Regions from separate parts of the Mus musculus genome. Here all the other regions are linked to region 1. Evidence: chromatin loops called from intact Hi-C (ENCODE). Cell type or tissue: heart. All regions are shown on one strand.

Region 1 (8,000 bases):
CCGCACCCCCCCCCCGCCCCTGTACAAATTGGCTGAGCCAGAGGGCAGGGCAAGTACTCCTCAGTTTTCTTCCTGAATTCTGATAGCTTTTCAGTTCACTGGTAAGCTTCAAAAGGTTTTAGAATAGTGCAAAATAAAAGTGTTTTGAGAGAAACGAGGAACACCAATCCTAAATAGTATAGCCACCTCTATTAGGTGTTAGTCAGTAGCTTGTCTTGATGCTATGACAAAATGCCCTAACCAAAGCAGCTTAAGGAAGAAGGGGTTCCTGCTGCTCGTAGTTAGAAGGTCCAGTTCATCACTGCAGGGAAGGCATGATAGTGGGAACATGGGGCAACTTGCTACACAGTGCTCACAGACCAGAAGCAGAACACCATGGCCGCTGGTCCTCAGCTCATTTCCTCCTTTTTAGCTGGTCCAGGACTCCAGCCAATGAGATAGTGCTGCTCATAGGGTGGATCTTGTCAATTCAATTAACTCAATCTGGAAACTTCTCCACAGACAGACTTGCCCAGAGGCAGGAGCCCACGGTGATTCTAGGTTCTATCAGGTTGATAGTAGATGTTATCCAACACAAGGATGGTTTGTTTTGTCTTGGTCTTTGTTGTTCCTTCACTAGATTTTCAATTATATTCTTAGAAGGTGATTTATCATTGTTTACTCCAGCTTGGTTAACAATAACTTTTTTGTGCCTCTGTACTGGATATAAGTAAATGGAAGACCTGAGAGTGAAACCAGTGAGGATGATGGCCTCCAAATTTCAGCATTGGATGGGTGGATGAGATGGGTGGATGGACTACAAAAGGGTGGATAGACAGACGGACAGACAGACAATAGATAGATAGATAGATAGATAGATAGATAGATAGATAGATAGATGATAAATATTGATACGTAAAAAGATATGTGGATATAGAAATATAGATAGATACAGATATAGATGATGCAGTATAGATTGAGCGTGTCACAAGTTACCATAGTAACTTGGAGCAATAGAAATTCATTATCTCATGTGTCTAAAGACCAGAAGAAACCTAAAGTCATGGCAACAGGACCCATTCCCTCCAAGGGAGAACTTTCTATACACATTGGATTTAGATAAGTTCAGGCATTCTTGATTTGTGGATGCTTCCAGAATGTCTCTTTTTCTCCTTCTGTCTCTTCTTTGATTCTATATGAAGGATTCTTGGATCCTAGGGCTGAATGGGTTAACCCATGATAATCTGACCTTCAGATTCCTAACATGATTATACATGAAAAGATATCAGCTCCTTCAGCTGTATCCATTCATTCAACTCCTTCTCCCCACCCCCTGCTTGGGAGCCTCAGCTTCAAGGATTCCTGTATGAAACTCAAGCTTTGAAGGGGAGGTTTGGGAGGCTTCGAATTGAAGTCCTAGGCTAGGAAATGGGCCAGGGCAAGTGAGAGTGGTGAGCTTGGGTACGACAGTATGGCATTTATGTCTAAGAAAAATAAAATGTTGTCTGTGCCACTCTATGTGTGTGAGAGAGGTTGAAATAAGATCAACAAACCTAGAACATAATCAAGGCTCTTTGTTCCAGGTTTAACTGAATGTCTGGGAACCAAGTCACCCCTGGCTGAGAGCCATTGCTCTAGACTTTAAGAATTTCATTGTAGGCAACCTGTTGAACACCAAAGCTTTCTAGCCATTCTTCTTCTTAAAATCAAAAATAACAAGAGGCTGTGATTGCTGCCTGCCTGGACTTTGAGATGGGAGGCACCCACAAACCCACAGAGTCCTGTATGAGAGCCAGACAGTTTTGTACAACCAGCTCCCCGCTTCCTGTCTCCAAGCAGAGTCTGACGTGGTTTTTTAACGTAAGGAGGCTTGTATGGGAATTCCCACTCCTGTTATGTTCCCAGGTGGGCCCTGGAGACACCTGCCCACTGTCAAGGGAACATTGTGTGGTCCAAAGGTCTGCCAGGTGTCCTGTGCAGCCAACTTCCTGACCCATGGCCTCCCCTAGAACATGCCTGGTAGTGAGGCATTCAGTAGCCTTTGGACACTCTATTCACGTGTATCCAAAGTGTCTGGTCATCTGCCTTGTCGTAACTAGATCAAGCATCTAATTTTGGGTTGTGCAGAGAAACCCAGAGTTCTTGTTCCCCGTGATGGCATTTTGGCCATGTCTCCTGCCCATTCTTTTGAAGGCTGAACCTTCTGTCCCTTCACTTGGTGCATGCATGTCTTCTATAGCCCTCTCTCTCCTAAGTCCTTGTCCAGAGGATAAGCCATTGTGGCAATGGCCCTATCTCAGTGACATATGGCTTTTCATGTGAGATCAAGGGGCCCACTCCTTGCCCCAACTCTGTCAATGCATCAAAATTGCATTGGAGTTCGGGATAACTGCTTCTCTGACTGGGTTGTATTCCAAGACTGTTGTCTAATGAAACCCTCCCTACCTGGAAGCTCTAGTGCCCCATACTTTCACCAGCCTGTCCGCAAAAGGCCTGCATGTACACGGTGGGTACACCACAACTCTCCTGTCCATGGATTTAGCCGATTATTCATCCTAGATCTGTGCTCTGTCTTCAAGTGATCATGTTGGATAGATGTGTCTCATGGCATACATAGAGAAAGCAGGATAGGAGAGAGCTACCAGGCATGTCACAGAACCCCATTCTGCTTGGCCACCACCACCACCCCCACACACACACACACCTGCTTTGCCTGTTCAACATGCTTCAGCTAGCTCTTCTTTGACCCTATGCATCTTTCCTCTCCTAAGCGCTGAGCAAGCGGTTTGTCCAGTCTGTACTTGCCTCCCCACTCAATGTGTTTATGGCTTTCTGCCGCTCTAATCAGCCTCTGACCCTATCAGAAAACCACAGAGGAAATGAAGTCGGTCTGGCTTGACTTTCTCTTGCTGAACTCTGTCTACACCTGACAGCAACAGCTCCCTGCTCACAGAACACATAAATCCAGGGTTTAATAACCCATCCTAGGATTTCGCCAGGCTTCAAAAATCACCCAGTCTGTCATGTCAGCAAACAGCCTTGTCCTTCTTGGTGATAAATCAGGGTGAAATTAGCATTTCACACACGCCATGACTCTCTGCCACAGTTTTTCAAACAAAACGCCTGGCATCTCGGCACTGCTGTAGGTGGGGTTGGGAAGGTTCGAGATCACAGCTGCTCCCTACAGTTGGCTCACCTGGCTGTCACCTCTCCAGTCTGCTTCTTTCCATTGGGGCCTGGAGACATCAGCCCTGCTTCCTAGCCAGGAGGAATTTCTGCAGCTGCAGCTTAGCCCCTGTTGCTTATTAATGCTTCTGGGTGCAGAGTTGTTCTGATGGTGGGATTCCTGCCTCAGCACGGAGCTGGAGCAGTCTCACCCTGCAGTGTGCACTCAGCAGAATGTTGACCTCTGCCCCAGCTCCTGCTCCTGTTCCTGCCTGGCCTGGCATCTCCAGCCTACTTTTAGAGAATATACCCAGAATTTATAGATACACTAGGTCATTCTGAGCGTTGATTATGAATTATCAACACCCTGAGGGTTTTTAAAGAGGAGGGTTTGAGTTGCTAACTTTTCCAAAGGCTGATCTAGATAAGTGCTGACTGCAAGGTTAGAGCCGGTTGGGGTAAGGACCTCTCTTCCTGCCTTAGGCATTTGATGAAGACATTCACTAATAACTGCAGATATCCAAGCAGTTATTATAATAATAATCACCCAAGCCTTGGTGACCTCTAGGCTGCAGGCCACCTTCCTAGGAGCTGGTAACCCTCCAGCCTTGCCATGGAGAGCATGCTCCACATCAGAGAGGGGACAGTCTCTGTCATATGAAGGCTTCTGGTTCCCTCTAGTGACGACTTCAGATACCTGCTCTTTGCCACTATTCCCAAGGAGATGCTGAGGTGGATTAGATGGGCAAGCCTGTCCCAAGTGGAACCCCTGTTCAGTCTCCCTCGTGACATGGGGTCTCAACAACAGTTGGGCTGTGGTCAAAGCCTCATTTTCAGAGCCCTACAGAGAGACTGTTCCCTTAAGAACTTACTAGAAGAATGTCTGTGGGTCAAGCCATTCTGCCACCCTTTCCCCTTGCCTGCAGGCTGGTCCCCAAATGTTCCTGTGTCACAGTCTTCATGTATGTCTCGGTGCTATTGTGGGGATTAAACAGTATTCAAAGCCCTGACACCCAGAAAGCATTTACTGAGGATCAGTTTGGATGCTGAATTACTGCTGCCTGCTGAGGGTTAAACTGAGGTAGCCGTGGGCTTCTGCTCCCTACGGTGAAGACAGCCTCGGGTCACCCTGTCCCAACTGTGTGAACATGTAAGCATGAGAGTGACTGAATAAGGAGTACTTATCCGGTCTTCAGTTTTACCTGTAGGAGTCCTTCCCACTAGGGTGGAACCTGATCTCTGACACTGAGTTCTGCGGACTTCCAAGGACCTGAGCTGGCCCTTGCAGCAATATGAAGCTTGGTGGACTCCACCACAGTACTGTGTAGCATGCCATCTCCCAAAGACTATGGAGAAAACTCATGGCGGCGTCTTAAGTACATTGAAAATGCACAGAGAGACAGGCATCGGCAGATGGGACCACTCCAGCAGGTAACGCTCCTAGAGAAATTGCCACCTTGGGTGGGAAAGCCGCTTTTCTGGAGCTTAGGAAGTTCACCTAGGCTCTAAGACATATGACATATGACATTCTAAGACATAATACTATAAACTTAAATTATAGACATTTACTTATACAGTCCTGGTGGTTGAATTCCAACATGGAGGTATAGGCAAGGGTGGAGACTGAGTCCCCTTTCCTTGCCTTGCAGATGGTCCATGTATTCACACAATCTTTCTTTTATGCGTGTGGCCTTGGTGTCGTTCTGTGTGTCCAAATCTCCTCTTATATGCAAAGTAATCAGGATGGAGAACCCATCATCCGAACCTTGTTTAATTGCCCCTTTTAAGGGCTTGTCTCCAAATAGAGTCATATTTTGAGGTGTATTCAAGTGTGGAACCCAAGGGCTCTGGGAGAGGGCCATGACATGCTCTCACCTTTGTGGAGGAAAGTCATTTGACTCAATCTCCTCGACACAGGTTCATGGAGGCCAGTCATCTAAGGGGCATGTGGTCTTACTGTCATGAAAGGTAGGGGGAATGAGAGAAGTTTTTCTTTGCTGGGTTGGAAAACCTATGTAGACAGCAGTAACAGCTTAGCATTGACATACAGCTTATAGCCAACGCATCAATATGCAGATGTGGGCAGAAGCAGCCCAGCTTCTATCAAGATAAGCTTGGATCACTGCTTTGCTTCACTGACTACTGCTAAGACTACTTATTGGCCTTGCCACTAAATGGCCCACTTTAGGTCTTTCTGTCTCTCAGTTGCCCCCTTCTGGAGGCTGCGGGTATGGACAATGGGAAACCAAAGGGGACCTCAGTGCCTCTACAAACAAAAGCTCTGTGAAGGTGACTGAAGTCACACACAGGACTCCATGCCCTTCTTGTTTGTGTATTAGGATGGGCTTCCCTCGTATAGGACTTCATGGTTCCGTCCTCTGCCCCACCAGTGGCATCTTCTTGCATCACCAGGCAATGCATTGGCATCATTCCGGGTTTAAGGATAGCCCAAGGGCTCTAGGATAGAGACAGAGCATGTTCCGAGCGTTGTGAAGGAGAGTTCTTTGACTCAAGCTCTTTGGTACACGCATCACATCCAGGTACCCAGAGGCTGGCCAGTCAGCCAAGAGGCCTGTGATCTCACAAACATGAAAGCTGGAGGGAAGGAAAGAAGTCTCTCTCTGCTGGGTTGAAAAGCCAAGTAGTCAGAAGCAGCTACAACGTATAGCAGCAACGTATAGCAGCAGCAGATCCTCCCCACCCTGGAGAGCCCTGACCACATAGGATGACGTTCATTTGCTTGCATCGCTTTCCATAACGTGTGGCTTCCTACCTCCCCCACCTCACCACCGCTCCAGGCTCCCTGGCAATCAACTGGTATTTTAGCAAATAAGCATTGGCTCCTTGCCCAAGGCTAGTGGCCGGCTCTGTTGCTCTTATGGAAAAGATAATTTAGAAAAGATAATTTAAACAAGACCACCACCTAGGGTATCTGCCTTCCCTGTGTCTCTGATTGTTAAGATGTTCTCCAAATAAGAAATTTTGGTCTTGTATCCAGACAGACCATAAGCAGAACTCTGAAGACACCACTGACTGACCAACTGTGTGGCAAAGGAGAGAAGGGAAGAAAAATGAGGGAACCTAGAGAGATTCAGCAAAGGAGGCAGTCACTAAGGCAGACTTAGGACGGTGTGTGGGATTTCAACTCTGCCTCCAATAGAGAAAACCTGGGTTGAGGGCTAAGCTGATTGAGGCCATGCTATCTAGCATTAGAGGCCACACCAGGTGTGCCAGGCACCACATCATGCTTTCATCAGAGTGTACACAGTACTGGCAGCGTACAGAGATGATTGACTGGCTGCCAGTGGAATTAAGGTTCTGCCCCGCCCCACGTCCATGCTTTAGACCAGCCCCCTCTCTGCCTTAGCCTCGGATAGAGCCCAAGCCCTTTCTTATCACTAGGTGCCTTCTAGATCCCGTCCACTGCCTTGGAGCTAAAGCTCAACGAGGAACCACAAGGTCAGCCTCAAAAGCCCAAGGTTCTCTACCTGACTACATATGTTACATATGTACTACACGTACTACATGTACTACATGTTACATTTTCTTGTGTTTGCATGTGAAGTGACCCACAGATTCTTGTGGGTGTGAGCACTCAGTCTTCAGCAGGTGGCGCTGTTCTGGGAGGGTGTAGAACTTTTGGTAGATGGAGCTTCCCTTGGGGAGGTAGGTCACCAGATCCGGCTTTATATCCTTGCCATCTTCTTGTTTGCTCTTTCTTTCTATCCATTCAGACATGAGCTCCTGCCACCACACACCACTGTCCTTTCCTGACAGACACAGGGTGTCCTCGAACCATGAGCCAAGATAAGTGTTGTCAGGTGTTTAGTCACGGTGACAAGAAAGATAGCTAGTCCAAGCTGAGGTGGGGAGTAGTGCCCATGCAGCATCCTGCTCTGCCTTCCTCAGCATCAGGGGCCAGGCCTACAGGATTAGTATTTATGTTTCCTAGGCGATTCCACTGTACAACCAAGTTTGAAGTTAGTGATAAGTCTGAGGGAAGAGCCACATGAGCTCTGCCTCTGTCATAGCCCTATGGCTTTAGCCGAGTTAGTGTTGTGTTTTCTTTATAAACTTTACATAGCAATAATTTTATTTCATGAATTGTGCACCGTCTGGAGTGTCTTAAGTGCTGGATAAATGGTTGCCACCCCTCCTTGCCTTCTCCCCTCCTCTTCCTCCTCTTCTTCCTCCTCAGACAAGAGCACATCAGTTAAAATGCTGTCAGACTGTGGCCAGTGAGCAATGGATAAATATGTATTGTGTGTCTTGCAGGCTTCCTGCTGTTTACCGATCATGTTTTATTCATGCATGTTGCATGCAGAAGGCTCCCTAAGAGGGGAGAATTTTCAACCTGAGGTTTGGAAGACAGAGAGCTAAATCTGTATAAATGGAGGGCAAGGAGGGCAACTGTAAGATGAGGAGAGCGACGTTCTCACCAAAGGTTTCACTGGCTACTGGCAAAGAGAGCCCGATGATGCTTGAAAAGCTGGGCGCTCCTTCCTTTCTAGACTGGTGCTGCCCTCTAGTGAGAGGAGTCACAGTCAGCCTGAGTGTCCTCATCCCGGAGGGGACCAGGCAGAGTTAAAAGAAAGGCAGCCCAGCTACAGAAACATACACTAAGGAGGGGACGCCATACAGGACATCCTCCCCAATCTTTTCAGTCCTGATACAGTTATGGTGACATCCGTCATATTGTGTGCACCCACCAATGTGTCTAATAGTCCCAGTTTGACAAGGCAGATATTCTTATTCCCAGATGTGGCATTGAGATATTATTGGTCATCTAGAAATTGAGGCATGAGCCAAAGTGGTTGAGTCTGACTGAGTCAACGGCCCTCTTTCTATGTTGTCAT
Region 2 (8,000 bases), 550 kb before region 1:
GCTGCCTGCAAGCTTCTTATGAATGTGTGCTTTAGTTTGTACAGCTGCTTAGCTTCTATTACTTGTCATTGCAGTTTATCTTTTTTATTGGGTTTTAAAATCTCAGCTGCCAACAGAAAGTCTTCCGCTGGGATCTCTGTAGTTTGAAAGTACAGATCTCTGGGTAAGTAGAGGAGAAAGTATGGAGATAAAATGGGAAAAATATCCTACAAGGACCTGCAGGGTTTCCTTCCTTCCTTCCTTCCTTCCTTCCTTCCTTCCTTCCTTCCTTCCTTCCTTCCTTCCTTCCTTCCTTCCCTCCCTCCCTCCCTCCCTTCCCCCTCCCTCCCTCCCTCCCTCTCTCCTTTCCTTCTTCCCTTTTTTGGTTTTTGTTTTCCTTTATTTAATGGTTTTAGACTTTTATACAAGCACAGAATGCATTCTCAATAAATCCACTCCTATTTCTTCGGTGCTAGGGCTTCTTCTTTCTCTGTACTACTTTTTGTACAAACTTCCTGTGTTCTTGTTTATATGTAAGCTAGAGAGTACAATTAGTGATGTACATGGGTATAAAACAATCTATTGACCCATGAATAGACTTTTCAGGGGCCACATCCCTGAAGAAACTTGAAACTTCCTCCACCAGCAATCATTAATGCCAGTGACTCCTTAAATAGGAGTGGGGCTCTGTGAAGCCCTTATTCCACTCATGCTGGGATTTTGGCTGACTTATTATTGTGCTGGGCTATGTTCTATTTTTAGTATTTTTTTATTCATAAATATAAATATTTCATTTACTTATTCTGTGTTTCTCATTTTAGTTCTGAAAAAATGCCAAGATTCAAATTATTAATAACTATAAACATTTCTTTTTAATTTATTTTCAAATTTTATTAACATTAATTAATTATAAAATTAATTATAAAATTATAAATATACGAAATATACTTTGATAACCTATTATCATATCATGCATGTCACTCACTGTTCTCCCTCTTCTAGCTCTAAGTCCTCCTTCTACTTTTATGTATTATCCTTATTGTTTTCTTTTTCATTTAACTACTACTGATATATGTACAAATACATAAAATATATAACTACAACCTGCTGAGTCCATTTAGTGGTTTTTGTATGGCTGAGCACATGGTATTAAATAACTACTTAGGGGACTCATCCCTGGGAGGATGGATTGTTTTACTTTGTGTGTGTGTGTGTGTGTGTGTGTGTGTGTGTGTGTGCTTTTGGTCTGCATATGTATTTATACATGTACAGGTATATGCATGTACATAGTCATGTGGAAATCAGTAGATGATCAGGTTTCTTTTCATAAGTGTCATCAGCCTTTTCTTTGAAACTAGATCTCTCATGGGGCTCAATTTATCAACTAGACTAGGCTAACTTGCCAGCCAGCCCCATAGATTGACTTGCTTTGTGACTGGGTTACAAACATAAACAATTATGACTAGCTTTAAAAACAAAAACAAACAAAGAAACCCAAACAACAACAACACAAACAACTGCTTTCCTTGTGGGTTCTGGGGCTAGAACTCAGATCCTTGCACTTACATGACCAGCACTTGCCAGCAGAGCTTCTCTCTCCAGCCCTGATTTCATATATTGTTCTTGAAAGTAGACCAGTTTCAAGTATGACATGTAAAGCTGTTTATGATCAAAGTACAATGATATGTGTATGGAAATGCCACAGTGAAACCTACTTTTTAAAAGGATGACTAAAAAAAAATAATTTAAAAACTTAAAAAGAATTTCTGGAGCAGGAGAGAAGGCTTGGCAATGAAGAGAACTTGCTGCTCTAGCAGCAGGCCTGAGTTTAGTGCTCACTATTTACATGGTAGCTTACAACTGTCTGGAATTCCAGTTCCAGGGAACTTGTACCCTCTTCTAGATTCTATAAGCATCAGACATACATGCTCTGCATATATGTATATGATGTATATGTATGCATATGAGTATACATATATGCAGGCAAACAGTTATACACATAAAATAAAAATGAACCAATCTTTGTAAAAAGAAATAAAAAGGGGGAACTCTTAGTTTACAGTATATAGTCATAGGTCACTTAACAATGAAGGTGTGTTCTGAGAAAAGCTTTGTTAGGTAATTTTATCATAAGGTAAACACCATATGGGAACACCACAGCACGTAGTTACACAGACCTCAGTTGTACAGGTACAATTATACTATACCACTTCCATTTTTAAAAAGGATTGCTACTGTGTACATCCTGCTTCATGGATGGGTAGCTCAGATAACACCAGATCATGGTGGCAGTTCAGGTCACATAGTAACATAGTCTACTTTCAAACATTCAGTTCCTACTAAGCCCAGTAACAGGCCAAGGACTGTTTTTCAAAGGCAGAATAGATATCTGTAGATGCTAGTAGAGCCTCACCACAGCCTCCCAAAGGTCTCCCTCCTCTGTGATTCATCTACTGGGGTTTGCCAAAGGCTCCAAATAGAATTCCTATCTGCTTCTTCAAGCACTAAAGCTCTGTTGGATCATACAATCTAAGAGGTATAACATCCTGAGCAGTAAGTAGCCTGGAGCTATTGAAGAGCGGTTTGTCTTCTGTGCCACACCCAAAACTAGCAATTTCCCAAGGCATTGTGTATATAGTCCAGACTAACACACCCAGTTAAGGAATGTACTTTCTTCAGAATCCAAATAAGCCCTCTAAGCATTGTGATTTTTTTTCTTAGTGGTAGGGAGAGCTACTTGCAACAACTTAGATTAGAAAGAATACCACTGCAAGTCCCAAACCATTGGACATCTACAAACTTTACTGAGGTAAGGTTCTTGAATTTTGGCTGGGTTTATTTCCCATCTTCTGAGGCACATATGCTTTGCCAAGTCCAAAAAAGAATGTTTGATCCACCAAATCCACTTGATCCTATCAGCATATCACCAGTCTTGTGGACCAGTTTGATTTTTTTAGTGGAAGAATCAGAGAATCAAGATCCCTTTGATCTAAGTTATGAGTAAAGGCTGGAGAATAAATATGCTCTTGTGGTACAAAGGTAAAAATCTAGCACTGGCATTGTGAGCAGGAATCAAGTTGCTTTTTTGTCCTTAGGGACAATATATAGAGAACGAACATTTGAAAGATGAATGGTCACATAGGTAACAGGACATGTGTTAATCAGTTCAAGTAAGGAAGCCATATATGCACAGCAGCTGCAATTGGAGTTACCATTTGCTAAGTTCCTATAGGCAACTACCTTTCTCCATTATTCATTTGTCTTCTGCATTAGACCAAGTAGAAGAGTCAAAAGAAGTTATGGGAACCATCACTCATGTATATGTTTTTAGTCCTTGATGGTGTCACTAATTTCTGTTATCACCCAGGAACACTATATTGTTTCAGTTCACTATTTTGTCTGGTAGCAGCAACTCTAAAGGCTGTCCTTTTTGGCTTTGAGTCTTGTTATATAGGGCTAGATGTAACCTATCAGTGTGCACCGAAGGTCATCCATATTGTCTTGTCTGACATATCCTTTAGGGAAGGTCACTGCCAGTTCTACAGATAATGGGGAATTAATTCTCTCAGGCAAGAGTGGGGTGGGTAATCCTGTAAGAAGTGGGGTTAGGGATGCATCCTCTGGTGAGGATGTAGACACTACTTACTCAGGTAAGATAATTCCTTCAGAATCTGAGGGCTCAAAGTCCTCGGCCTCATTAGGGTTCTCCTCTACACTTCCTTCCCCAGTGAGAGGATGGTGCTCTTTTCCAATTAGTGCTCCCACTTTAACTGGCAACATCCTTAAGGGATTTTCTTGATAAGATTATTTGAATGCAGTCTGGTGATGAAATGTTTTGATCAAATTATTTGAATAAAGATTCACTCTAAATTTAGGTACCTTCTGGTGGCAGTCCAGATAAAAGGACATGGAAGAAGGAAACTTTGCCTTTTTGCATGCTTGCCCTCACTCTTGCTGGCAAGTCTATCTGTCCTGTAACCATGACATTCTGCCCTTAATTTATATAACCAACTTCTTAGGCTGGAAATAAGCAGCTCTCTAAGAATCAACCCTCAGACTTTCAGTGCTTGGTTGGACTGTTAAGACATCTAAACTTGTGGACTGAGAAAAAACTGTAACTATACTTTTGGCTACTTTATGGGGTTCTTTTTTCTACCATCTTTCTCCACTCTTATAACCCCCGAATACTATGTAGGTGAAAAAGGATAGAGGGAAAAGGTGGCATTGATCTTGTTGGACTACTTCTGGCTGATTAGGGACATCAAGTTTCTTGGGGTAAGTTTTATCTTCATTGTCAAGATATCTTCAACCAGTCACCAGTAACCAGCAGCCAGTAACCAACAAACAGCAACCAGTAAACAGTAAATAGTAAACAGTAAACAGCAAACAGCAAACAGCAAACAGCAAACAATCAGCAAACAGCAACATCAGCAACAGCAGGGGGAGCAGTCATCACCACAGCCTCTCAGGGCTCTGGCATTTTTATACCCTCTCACTTGTCCCCAGAATTCCAGACATAAGCTATCTTCAGCTGGCAGAATCATGCACTTGCCAGAACATGACACAAATCGTAGTCAGCTTCTGTGAACAGCCTGAAGGACCCTGATTTCTCATACCTGGGATTAAAACAAAAACATCCACATAACTTTTCTGTGTCTGTAAAGAAACCAAAATTCTCACCACAAACTACCAAATGCTTGGCTTGTCCAGTATGATACCACCATTGTTGGACTACATGGGCCAATCCCTGGAAGCATAAGTAATAAATCCCAGTCTTTTTTGCATCATTATTCTGTCACTTACTTACATTCCCTTAAAGATTCCCCATTAATCCAGTCTGAATAAGACCTGTCTCAATTTGGCTCTTCCATGCCTTATACCTTCCCCTTCACTGTTCTCCTCAGATACCTGGGCTCCAGGTAACCAGAGCATCTCACTCCTTCTGAATATATTACTCATCTTCTCTACAAAAGGGAACACAAGGGCATGGCTTTTAATCTCTATGCTCATAGCTATAATCTTATAGTACTAAATGCATACCAGGCATTTAATAAATACATGATAAGTACAAAGTGATTTAGTGAATTCAAGTCACCAAATGATGTAACTCCTCAGTGAGACCACGTTTTACCTCTCTTAGACATTAAAGTTGCTCTTTTGTCTTCCCACTATGCAAGGATAACCCATGGTATAGCACTAAAATGCAACACACAGCCTTGTTTAAATATAGTTCCATGCTGATCTGATGAAGCTGTTATTACAAAAGAGCATGAACTGAGTAGTTTAAATAACAGTTCATGTCCTTAAACTTCTGCAGGCTAAAAGCCCAGGGGCAGATGCCAGTACAGTTGGGATTCCAGTCAACCTCCTTTCATGGATTGTAAACCATTTCTTCTCTATATGTCTTCAAATGATGAGGTAGAGAGAAAACTGTAGTTTCTTTCTTTTCTTAAAGGGCACTATTCCCACAAAGGAGGATCACTTCCAAATACTAGCAGAGCTTGAATATATGCACTTGGTGGGAGAATCAGACATTCAGTTCAAAACAACCTATTTTCAGTACTATTTGTGGAACTTTTACTATGCTGTCATTTTCCTCATTCATCTCAACATGCCACCCAAGGCACAGAGATACTGCCCATAGGTTATTTGCATATTTGCATTCATATAACCCTCCTGGTCCTTACACATATACAAATCAATGTGATCTCATGTTCATGAATTCAACTCAATATGTCAAGTGCGATGAGAAAATTAAGTGGGAAGATATATAATTTCAATTATAGAACAGAAATAAGTTGTTTGTTATTGTGTAAGTTAAATCATCACTGAGTATAGTCCAAGTTGGTTGGTATAGTACATCTGTGATACTCCTGTTTCTCCAACCTTCCTCAGGCCCTCAGCATCTTTAAAATGCTTTATATTTGATGAGTTCAACTTCACAAAATCCCTAGAAGGTTGCCTGGTGACATCATCTCACATCTCAACATGAACAACTGAAACACAGAGGAGTCAAGGCAGTGGTCAGAGAGGTACAGAGAAATATAATGGGCAGGCCTCAATTAGAAGAGATGTTGTTTAACTCTTTTTTCTTTTTTACTCAGCTGAAGAATACCAATGACAGTCTGGATTTGGTGGCAGCATTAGGAGACCAGGAAGGGGAGATTTAAGGACACTGGCATGCCTTTTTCTCCATGGCAATTCCCCATCAAAAGGCCAATGGGATGGGTGCTTCTATAGATCTGGGCAGAAGTGTGGTACAAAGACAACATAAATTCAATTTTAGAAAAGACAAAAATATATGTCATTCTACAACCAATTGATTCCTGAACAATCATCATTGGATCGATTTGGACAAAGATCTTTTAAGAAACAATATCAGTCTTTTGGGGCTCCAAATCATCAGGTCATGAATAGATGTGAGAAACATGAAACTGAGGCTATGTGTAACTCATCCAGTGGGGATAGGAGGTAGAGTCTGGATGTATGGTCTTGAGGAAAAGTGAACATTCTTGCAACTAGGCAGCAACTAAGACCATTCATACAAGGACTTCATTAATCTTTCTTGAGGTTGGGTCATGTGGACATTAATTCTTTCACTGTGAAAGGAAATAGGATTAGCAATATTGGGAAACTTGATCAGGAGAAGACAAAAGAGTTTGGTATTGAACTTGATGTTGTAGTCTCAGTGCAGCAAGCTTCACTGTGCTGTCCCTGTGCCATCAAAGATACTGTTACATTCATCATACTTTCGGGGAGGGGGTCATGCTCATGAAATCACTCATGCCAATTACAGTTGCCCCTCTGTATTCTACATCTCGAGATTCAAACAATAGGGTCAAAAATATTTGGAAAAATCAGTTGTATCTGACCTGAAGATGTACAGATTTCCTTTCTGGTAGATTTCTTAAGAGCAGTTGTTGACATAACATCTACATTTCATTAGGTGATCCAACATCTTCTAGAGATAACTTAAAGTATGCATATGTGTGTGCATAGGATTCATGCAAACACTACATAATTTAATATAAGGGAGTTGAATGTCTGAGAATTTGAATGTTCCTAGATTCAGTCCCCTGACAATATTGAGGGGAAATCACATAATATGTGACAGTTACCTGTTTGCACCTGGTTTCATGAGATGGATATATTTACACTTCAAAGGAGTAGGATGACTTCAGTAAGCTACCATTGGCTCCTTGATTCTCAGCCTTGTTAGATAGTAACATTTCAGTGGCTAAATTGTAGTATCAATTTTCTTAGCAGCATTTTTATAAGGTAAACACACACACACACACACACACGCACACACACACACACTCACACACACACACACACACACACACACACACACACACACACACACACACAGTTGTACCCACGATCATGGGGCACATTCTAAGAGTCCCAGAAGATCCTTGACATCCAACATAGTACTAAGCCTTGTGTATGTTTGTCCTTTACAGACAGACCTAGCATCGTGTATGTTATATGCAGTAACAGATTAAAAGAAGTAGGTTTCCATGCTACCTCTCAATAAAATGGTTCTTAATTTTAGTTGTTTCTCTCTGAATTCCCTCCCTTGCCCTTACCCTCCTCATTCCCTCTCTTTCTCTCTATCTCTCAATCTCTCTCTCTCTCTCTTTAAATTGTAGTATCAATTTTCTTAGCAGCATTTTTATAAGGTATACACACACACACACACACACACACAGAGAGAGAGAGAGAGAGAGAGAGAGAGAGAGAGAGAGAGAGAGAGAGAGAGAGAGAGAGAAAACTCATCAAAGACCACAAGCCTGATGCAACATGAGCTACCATAGCTGAACTTGAATGTAGAACACAGAACAGTTTTCTCTCTGTGTCTCCATTTGCAGGAAAGGTAGCCACAGCCCAGCAGTTCTAGGAATGTTCCAGCCAGCAGCCTCCTTTGCCTGGGCCTGTGTCCACATTGCCAAAGGCTAGTGGTTCTCAGGACTTAGTATGCCAGGCATCTGTATTATCTGATAGGCTTGAAAAAAAAA
Region 3 (8,000 bases), 1.0 Mb before region 1:
TTCTCACAAAGCATTGCAGAAAATAAAAGCAAGGAAGAGTCCCAGAGAGGTGAGTCAAGCTGCTGTTCAGTGCACGAAGGAAGGCTGTGGTCCAAGATCCTCAGCCCTCAGATGGCAGGGAGTAGGGGTGCGTAGGGTGGACCTAGCAGCACAATTTCCCACACGCCTTTCAAGGTCAATGCCAGGACAATGAGAGACATTTAAAAAGTCACTTACTATTTTTATTTCATACGTATGAGTGTTTTGCCTGCATGGGTGTGCACCACCAGCACTGTCTCTGAGGCCAGTGTTCCCCGAGCCATGTTCCCAACTCCTCCCCAGTTTTCCTATCTTCTCTCCCTGACCCTCTTGTTAACACCCTTCTTCCCAGCAAGTGCCCTTCCTACTTCCATGTCTTTTTAAGTTTTAACATGGTTGTTCCTTACTGCGTTTAAGTTTGGTTGCTTTAATGAGAAAGGTTGGGGGAGTTATTAGCTTGAGCAAGGACAACTTGCCACTGTCCACACCACTGAGGAATGTGACTTCTACCCCTGCAATCATTACTGCCCATCGCTCCTCAGGGAGAGGTGGGGCCTCATGAGCTCGCCCACCACCCACAGGGAATGTTAGTGGGCCCTGTCTTGTGCAGATAGCCACAGTTGCCAGGACTTCATAGGTACCGCAATTATGTGCAGAAGACAGCATGGATTTCATAGCACCCCGCTCCCACCTTCAGGCTGTAGCTCTTACATTATCTCTGCTCCGTCTTCCTTAATGTTTCATGAGCTTTGGAAGGGTGATATAGATGTTCCATTTAGGGGTGAGTGCTCAAAAGTCACTTGATTGGTTAGGAGTCTCAGCATTAACTACTGCCCGTTGCAAACAGAATGGTGCTCATCTGCAGCCACTGCCATTTTTGTTAACATACTTAGTAAAGGCAAGGAAGCCAGCACACTAACCTTTTCTCACTTAACTTCAAGTCATGCAAATACTCACACTTGGTACTGTTAAGAAAAACATTCTGATCAAGCCACAAATCTCCCTTATTAGTTTAATGTCTTTCCAAAAAGACAGCTGTAGTGAGGAGTGTTGCTTCCAGACTCCTGTGTGTTTACATAAATATGTGTGTTCCCATAGCAACACAGAGCATTGTTTAGTGTTACACCCACTTACATGAAGGATACCTTGCATCTTCAGCCGAGCCAATCGCACTGCCCCCACACTGGGAGGGGCAGTTGATTAGCGATGGGGCCTCATTGGAAACTCCCTTTATAAGCAAACGCCCACATGTCCTGAGCCCCAACTCCTCAGGCAGCTCTTGTCAGGTTCAATATAGCCTTCTGTCTTGTCTTTTTAAAATTCCCATTATTATAGGATTCAACACAAGCTTCAACATTTTAATAATTAAAATTACATTTATGTATTTGGGGGGTGGTTGTGCGTGTGTATATGCATGCGTACGTGTGCGTATACATGTGTGTGTGTGTGTGTGTGTGTGTGTGTGTGTGTGTGTATGCATGTGAGACAGCCTTGATTACGGAGGTCAGAGGGCAGCTTGCAGCAGTCAGTTCTCTCCTCCCATGTGAGTTCAGGCCAGGAACTCAGATTTCAGGATGGGAGGCAAGAGCTTATACCCACTGAGCCATCTCTTCAGCTCATTAAAACTTTTTGCTTTATTTGTTTATCTATTTGTTTGTTTGCTCATTCATTAATTCATTCATTCACTCACTCATTCATTCATTCTGTGTGTGCACAAGCAAGCCTGACACATGGGGAGGTCAGAAGACACTTTCCAAGAGTCATTTCTCTCCTTCTACCAAATTGATTCTGGGGTTTAAAGTCAGGTGGTCAGATTTGACAGCAAGCACCATTCCCCACTGAGTGTGGTTCAGGGGTATTATATACACTCATGACCACAACGCTCACGATTCTCAGAATGCCTTTATTTTCATCAACTGTAATCTCACTTAAAATTAACCATTAATTATCCATACCTTCCCGTTGCCCTCGGAAGCCATTCTTTTTCCTCTGTCTCAATGAATCCGTCCTTCTAGGAACCTCATGTAGGAAGAACCATCTACTCTTTTCGTGACTGGCTTGTTTCACTTAACAAAACGTCTTTAAGATATACCAGTGTTGTTCACTGTTCTAATCCTCAGTTCTCTGAGCGTTAATTTCTCTTCTCAAATAAATAATCAAAACATTGCCAGTCCTACAGAGAACTATCTCTGTGTTCCTGTTTTGAGAGATAAGAATTCAATTTTGGCTTCAGAAGAAGCACCAGAGATGTGGGGCAAAGTCCTCTCAGTCGACCAGTAGATCTATAGAGAGGAGCAGAGCCGCCAGGCCAGCTCCAGCCTAGGCCAGCTGAAGTCTGCAGAGGTGAGTGATCGTGAGTAACTGCTGTATCGGGCCACCGAGTTTCAGGGTATTTTGTTTGTGTGTAGTTAACCATTACACACTCATGTCTACTTCTCTGCACCCCCTTTTTTCTCTGTGGCTGCTTTAACTTATCTTCTCATTAGCTTTGGGGAACTCACTCCTCTCCTCATGAAGAAGATGTTTGCTCTCACTTTCCTTTCCCACTCCTGACATCATTAGTGGCACGGTAGCATTTACGCAGCAAGGCCTAATTTCACTAAGATTTTCCTTGTAACAAGACCTGTGGACACTGGCTTCATTCTGAGTTTATAATGTTCTTATGGGGAAAACCGAGAAAGCACTCTTTGAGGGCACATCCAGTTTCTTCCCACGAACTACTTAGTGTATGTCTAAACAATCTCAGATCAATACATCCCTGTCCCTCCAAAACACCGAAGTGTAAAAAGTAAGAGAAGGTGTCAATATTTGTAGATTTCTTTATATTGAGCTACATGGTAGTACTAATTCATTTTTTTATATATTGAAATTGTTATGTATATAATACTAAGTATATCTATTTTTGAGACAAGATTTCATACAACCCAAGTGGTCTTTGAACTGATATGTAGTAGGGGTGGCCTTGAATTCTTGATCTTCCTACCTCCTAACCCCCAAGTGCTAGGATTACAGGAATGCCCCATTGCATCTGACTCTCTGCCAGCTCTACCCTTACAATCATCTGCTCTAGCCACAGACAGATGGGCCACTTCATCTAACGACTGGGTTTTATAAAGTTGTATCTTGATTTGCAAAGACAAATTAAGTCAAGTTTGCCATTGTACTCAGGAAATTAGAAAAGCATTTAATAGTAAGAATAATGGTATTTATTGATATACTTTGGTCTTTTTAGCAGACCTGCTGAGAAATTAGTGGAGGAAATGAACAGGCATTTGAAGCATTTATTATTATTATTATTATTATTATTATTGAAGCATATTCTCTATGTAACTCTGGCTATCCTCGAACTCACTATGTAGCCTGGCCTGCTCATAAACTCACAATGATTGCCTGCCTCTGCCTCCCAAGTCCTGGGATAAAGGCATGCACCACCATGCCCAGATTCGAGTAGGAATTTTGTGATATTTAGGCTGCAGTTGCTAGAAACTAGAGTTTCCACTTACTAGGTTCTCAGCCTTGACTGTGGAATTTCTTAGCTCTCTCTACTGTTCTATGCCTACTTGGAACAGAGAATGTCACGGGCCAGTGTTTCTTTGAGCACGTTGCTGAACTTTTGATCTTCAGCTTGGTCCCATAATGAAGGTAAATACACACCATATAGTCTTTGTTGCTAGGAGTAAATGAAATCAGAGATGTAGAGCCCATCACGCCACTATATTGTGGAGGGTACAAAAGGCTGTCTTGTTTATTCCGTAGCTTGAGATACACATTCAATATTTAACTTAACTCATTCCATGATCTGATACCCTTGGTAGTGAGAACCATCCCTTCTCACTTTTGCTGTCCCCCTTTCTGTGACAACTCCATGGCTCTTTCCCCTGAAAGATACTCTGTGATTCACAGAGGTTCCCAACTGCCATCAGGGCAAACTAAAGGCTTGATGCTTTTGAGTTTGGGTTGTCAGTGATGATCCTAACACACGGTGGCGCTGCTGAACCAGGCACTGCTGTCACTGGAGGCCATATCGCTCTAATGCTAGGCGATCACAGTGAACCCGAGAATACCTTTGTGTAATTTAGGGTGATGAAGCAGTTGCTACATTCCATTTCAGTCTCCTGGACGGGTCATTCTGCTTAAGTCTGCTTTTGTGTGCGATGGAAACGAAACTGCAAGATAACTCTGTGTGCAGGAGAGATGTTCCCCCTTGATCCCTGTACTAACTAGCTAGATTTATACCAGCATGGCACAAGCTAGAGTCATCAGACAGGAGGGAGCATCACTTGAGAAAATGCCTCCCTAGAATCAGGCTTTAGGCAAGCCTGAAGGGCTTTTCCTTTTCCCTTTTCTTTTCAAGACTTAATACAAATGTTTTATTTAACAATTGCAGGTCATTCCAAGTAGGCTAAGTAGTGGATATCCAGGACCCAGCAGCAAGGTCAACACAACTTGCGAGCTTCTCTTTCTGACTCCAATAGGGTGAGCACATCACCCTCTTGAACAGGGCCTTTGACATTTCGGATGATAGAGCGGCTGGTGTCATCCATGAATTCCACTCTCACCTGCATGTACTGTCCCTGCAAACCAATCCTGCCCAGTACTTTGGTTACCCTAGCCAGCTTGATGGGCTGCACATGACTCATGTCCATGATGGCAGAGATATGGCAGAGAGTGGGCATTTTCTTAATTAGTGATTGATGGGGGATAGCCCAGCTCATTATGGTTGGTGGTATCCCTGGCCTGGTGGTCCTGAGTTCTGTCATAAAGCAGGATGAGCGAGACTAGGGAAGCAAGCCAGTAAGCAGCACCTCTCCATGGCCTCTGCATTAGTTCCTGCCTCTAGGGTCCAGCCCTGTTTGAATTCTTGTCCTGACTTCCTTTGATGGTAAACTGTGATATGAAAGTGTAAGTCAAATAAGCCCTTTCCTCCCCAAGTTGCTTTGGTCATGTTTCTAAATCGTGGAAGGCACTACTGCTATTTAAGTCTAACTACAACTTGCCCACAGCTGAGGTTTAGTTCTGGCCTCTTGTGCAATTACTCTGAGCTTCCCGTTCTCATTCAGAGCTCTGTGATAGGGGAGGGGAGAGTGACTAGTGACAACCATGCTCAAGTAATTGACATTCTTCTTTCTGGCTATTGATTTGCTGGTTCTTGCCACAGAGGCTATTATGGAAGAGCCAGCACTGACAAAGGCTTGGAAGCGCTCTTCTGGGTGGCTGGTCTGCATATATGAGTGCTTTGGAGCCTGGAGCTTTCTTTTTGTACTCCTGTGATGGCATCGAGTTCAGAAGCAGTAAGCGCTGGAGGACTGTTGGAGAATCATCAATTGTGTCCTATTACCTGTTTCTCAAGCCAGAACGGTCTTCAAAGGTTAGTTAAGAACAACTGCAGACAAGCATGGTGGTACACACTTGTAATTCCAATAGTCAGGGATTTGAGGCAAAAGGAACTTGAGTTTAAAAATAACCTAGACAATATAACAAGACCTTTTTTCAAAAAACCAAGGGTGTGCGCACTTGAACGCACATGCACCCCCTCGCCCCCCACCAATGGGTAGGAAGGACACAAAGAGGTACTTGAGATAAATAGCTTAATCGGGAAAACAAACTGCCAAGCTAGATGTTTAACTGTATACCACACGACTCTGTTTCAGCTACTTTTTGCTTAGGCTTCTCTCTTGTCTGAGTTGAGTTAGATGCTTCGTAAATGTCACACGTGAGATAGCAGTCCCATAGGATTATATTAGCACTGGAAAGTTTTAGCGCTTAGTGCGATAGTCGTGTTTGTGATGCTGCTGGTGTAAAAGCCCTACTGTGCTGCCAGTCATTAAAAAAAACATAGCACACACAGTTATACACACCACATAACACTTGATTATGATAATAAGTAAATGACAGTGCTGTTGGTTCATCCTTTACTGTGCTATGCTTGTTTTTCTTTGTGTGTGTGTGTGTGTGCATAATGAATGCATGTGTGTTTGTGTGTCCGTGGACATATGTGTACAAGGATGTCGGCTTGTGGAGGCCAGAGGGCAATGCCAAGCTTCTTCCTCTATTACTCTACATTTTTTGAGACAAAGTCTCTCACTAATTATAGAGGCCACTGATTGTGCAGACTGCCTGGTCAGTGCTCTCTGAGGCTTTGCCCACCTTACCCTTTCCAGCTCTATCATCACAGATGGAAGCCACCACTCCCCATCTGTATGTGTGTGCTGGGGATTTGAACTCAGGTCCTCATGCTTATGTGAAGGGCCTTCCCTGACTGAAACATCTCCCCAGACCCTGTGCTATACTTTTAAGTCATTATTTTTAACTGCACTGCTAATTTTAAAAACTATCCTAGAGAGGGTTGGAGAGATGGCTTGGTAGCTAAGAGTACTTGCTGCTCTTGCAGAAGCTCAGGGTTTTGGTTTCCAGCATCCAGGTTTGGGGCTCACAACTGTCTGTCATTCCAGTTCCAGGGGATTTGTTGCCCTTTCTGGCCTCTGTGGGCACCTGCAGAGATGTAGTGAATATACTTATATCCAGGCATCCACATATACTTAAGATAAATAACCTAACAAATGAATGAGCACAATAGCGTTTGGATATGGCTCTGGTGGCCATGGTTCTCTATCATGTACCAGGCCCTGGGAAAGAACTGCACAAGAGCAGGGATGGCAAGGCATGCTTAAATCCCAAATCCCAGTGCGTTAGGAGGCAGAAGTAGGAGCAATTCAGGTTCCAGGTCAGTCTAGGCTATATACCATCCTATCTTAAAAAGGAAGTATTACTAAACAGTATGCCATATTATACTAGCAACATCCCTAGACATCTCTGGTTTAGTATGTCTCATGGTCACACCGGGAGGCCACATTAGGTGACAGATCCTGACCACCTAGACTTGTGCAAGAACATTCTGTGATGTTCGCAGCACGTTTCTCAGAACATGCCATTTTGTTAAGAGACTCAGGGTTGTCTTGAATATTGGGACTGTGCTTGTGGCCCCAAAGCCTTATATGTTTTAGAAAGATTAAAAGTAGGAGCTAGAGAGATGTTGCAGTAGTTAAGAGTACTTTATTTCCTCCCAGAGGAGCATAACTTTCGTTCCCATTCACACTGGGCAGTTGCACAACCTCTAACTTCTTGTAACTCAAGTTCCCGAAGATTTCACACTCTCCTCTGGCCTCAAAGGGAACCTGCACACGTGTGGAATGAAAACACACACACACACATACACACACATACAGGGGAGAAGGAAGGAGGGAGGGAGGAGAAGGGAGAGAGAATTAAGTAAATCTTTTTTTTTTAAAGTTTTTTTTTAAAGATTTGTTTGTTTGTTTGTTTGTTTATTTGTTCTATGTAAGTACACTGTAGCTGTCTTCAGATACTCCAGAAGAAGGCTTCAGATCTCATTATGGATGGTTGTGAGCCACCCTGTGGTTGCTGGGATTTGAACTCAGGACCTTCAGAAGAGCAGTCAGTGCTCTTAACCGCTGAGCCGTCTCACCAGCCCGTAAATCTTTAAAAATGTAAATCCAGGAGAGATGGCTCAGCTGTCAGTTAAGAGCACTGACTGCTCTTCCAGAGGTCCTGAGTTCAATTCCCAGCAACCACATGGTGGCTCACAGCCATCTGTAATGGGATCTGACGCCCTCTTCTGGTGTGTCTGAAGACAGCTACAGTGTACTCATCATGTAAATAAAATAAATAAATAACATCTTAAAAAGAAAAAAAAATTAAAATGTTTAAAAAAAAGGTAAATCCAAAGGTGCTATATTTTGTTTGCTTGTTTGTGAAATACTGGGGATTGGGCCTAGGACCACATATGCTTGAGGTAAGTGTTCTATTGAGTTATACTTGCAGCCCAAGATGCTGACTTTTGATGACACATGGCTTTGAATCCTGTGTGACTGTTTTCCGGCTGCTTTTGGATCCGGATGTGGTACTCTCAGCTACCTCTCCCGCACCCTTGTTGTGGATAGCCCTGGGGCTAATTATAGTTG

Evidence for each region. Hi-C counts contacts between places; a loop is a spot of excess contacts. Peaks named below come from ENCODE experiments on the same cell type or tissue, not always from the same donor. Only the 100,000 strongest peaks of a DNase experiment are listed, where the experiment ranks them.
Region 2: it touches region 1 in a loop (7-fold over the local background); 4 of 42 quality-filtered maps call a loop at or near these places.
Region 3: a loop joins it to region 1, with 7 times the contacts of the local background. A loop is called at or near these places in 5 of 42 quality-filtered maps.

What each region holds. Positions count from the first base shown.
Region 1 is chr7:74,367,210-74,375,209 of GRCm38, reverse strand. All of the region lies in intron 2 of Slco3a1 (solute carrier organic anion transporter family, member 3a1), which reads left to right. Among named protein-coding and RNA genes, the nearest start is that of Slco3a1, 180 kb to the left of the region's middle. In heart, CTCF peaks have their summits at 3,827 (motif pointing left), 5,356 (motif pointing left), 6,743 (motif pointing right) and 7,669 (motif pointing left); a DNase peak (open chromatin) is centred at 3,809; H3K27ac peaks cover 775 bases.
Region 2 is chr7:74,918,942-74,926,941 of GRCm38, reverse strand. No RefSeq gene overlaps it. Among named protein-coding and RNA genes, the nearest start is that of 0610006L08Rik, 69 kb to the right of the region's middle. In heart, a CTCF peak has its summit at 4,421 (motif pointing right); no DNase peak of the experiment used is centred here.
Region 3 is chr7:75,362,719-75,370,718 of GRCm38, reverse strand. It overlaps the pseudogene Gm10161. Among named protein-coding and RNA genes, the nearest start is that of Sv2b, 57 kb to the right of the region's middle. In heart, CTCF peaks have their summits at 3,798 and 3,999; no DNase peak of the experiment used is centred here; H3K27ac peaks cover 289 bases.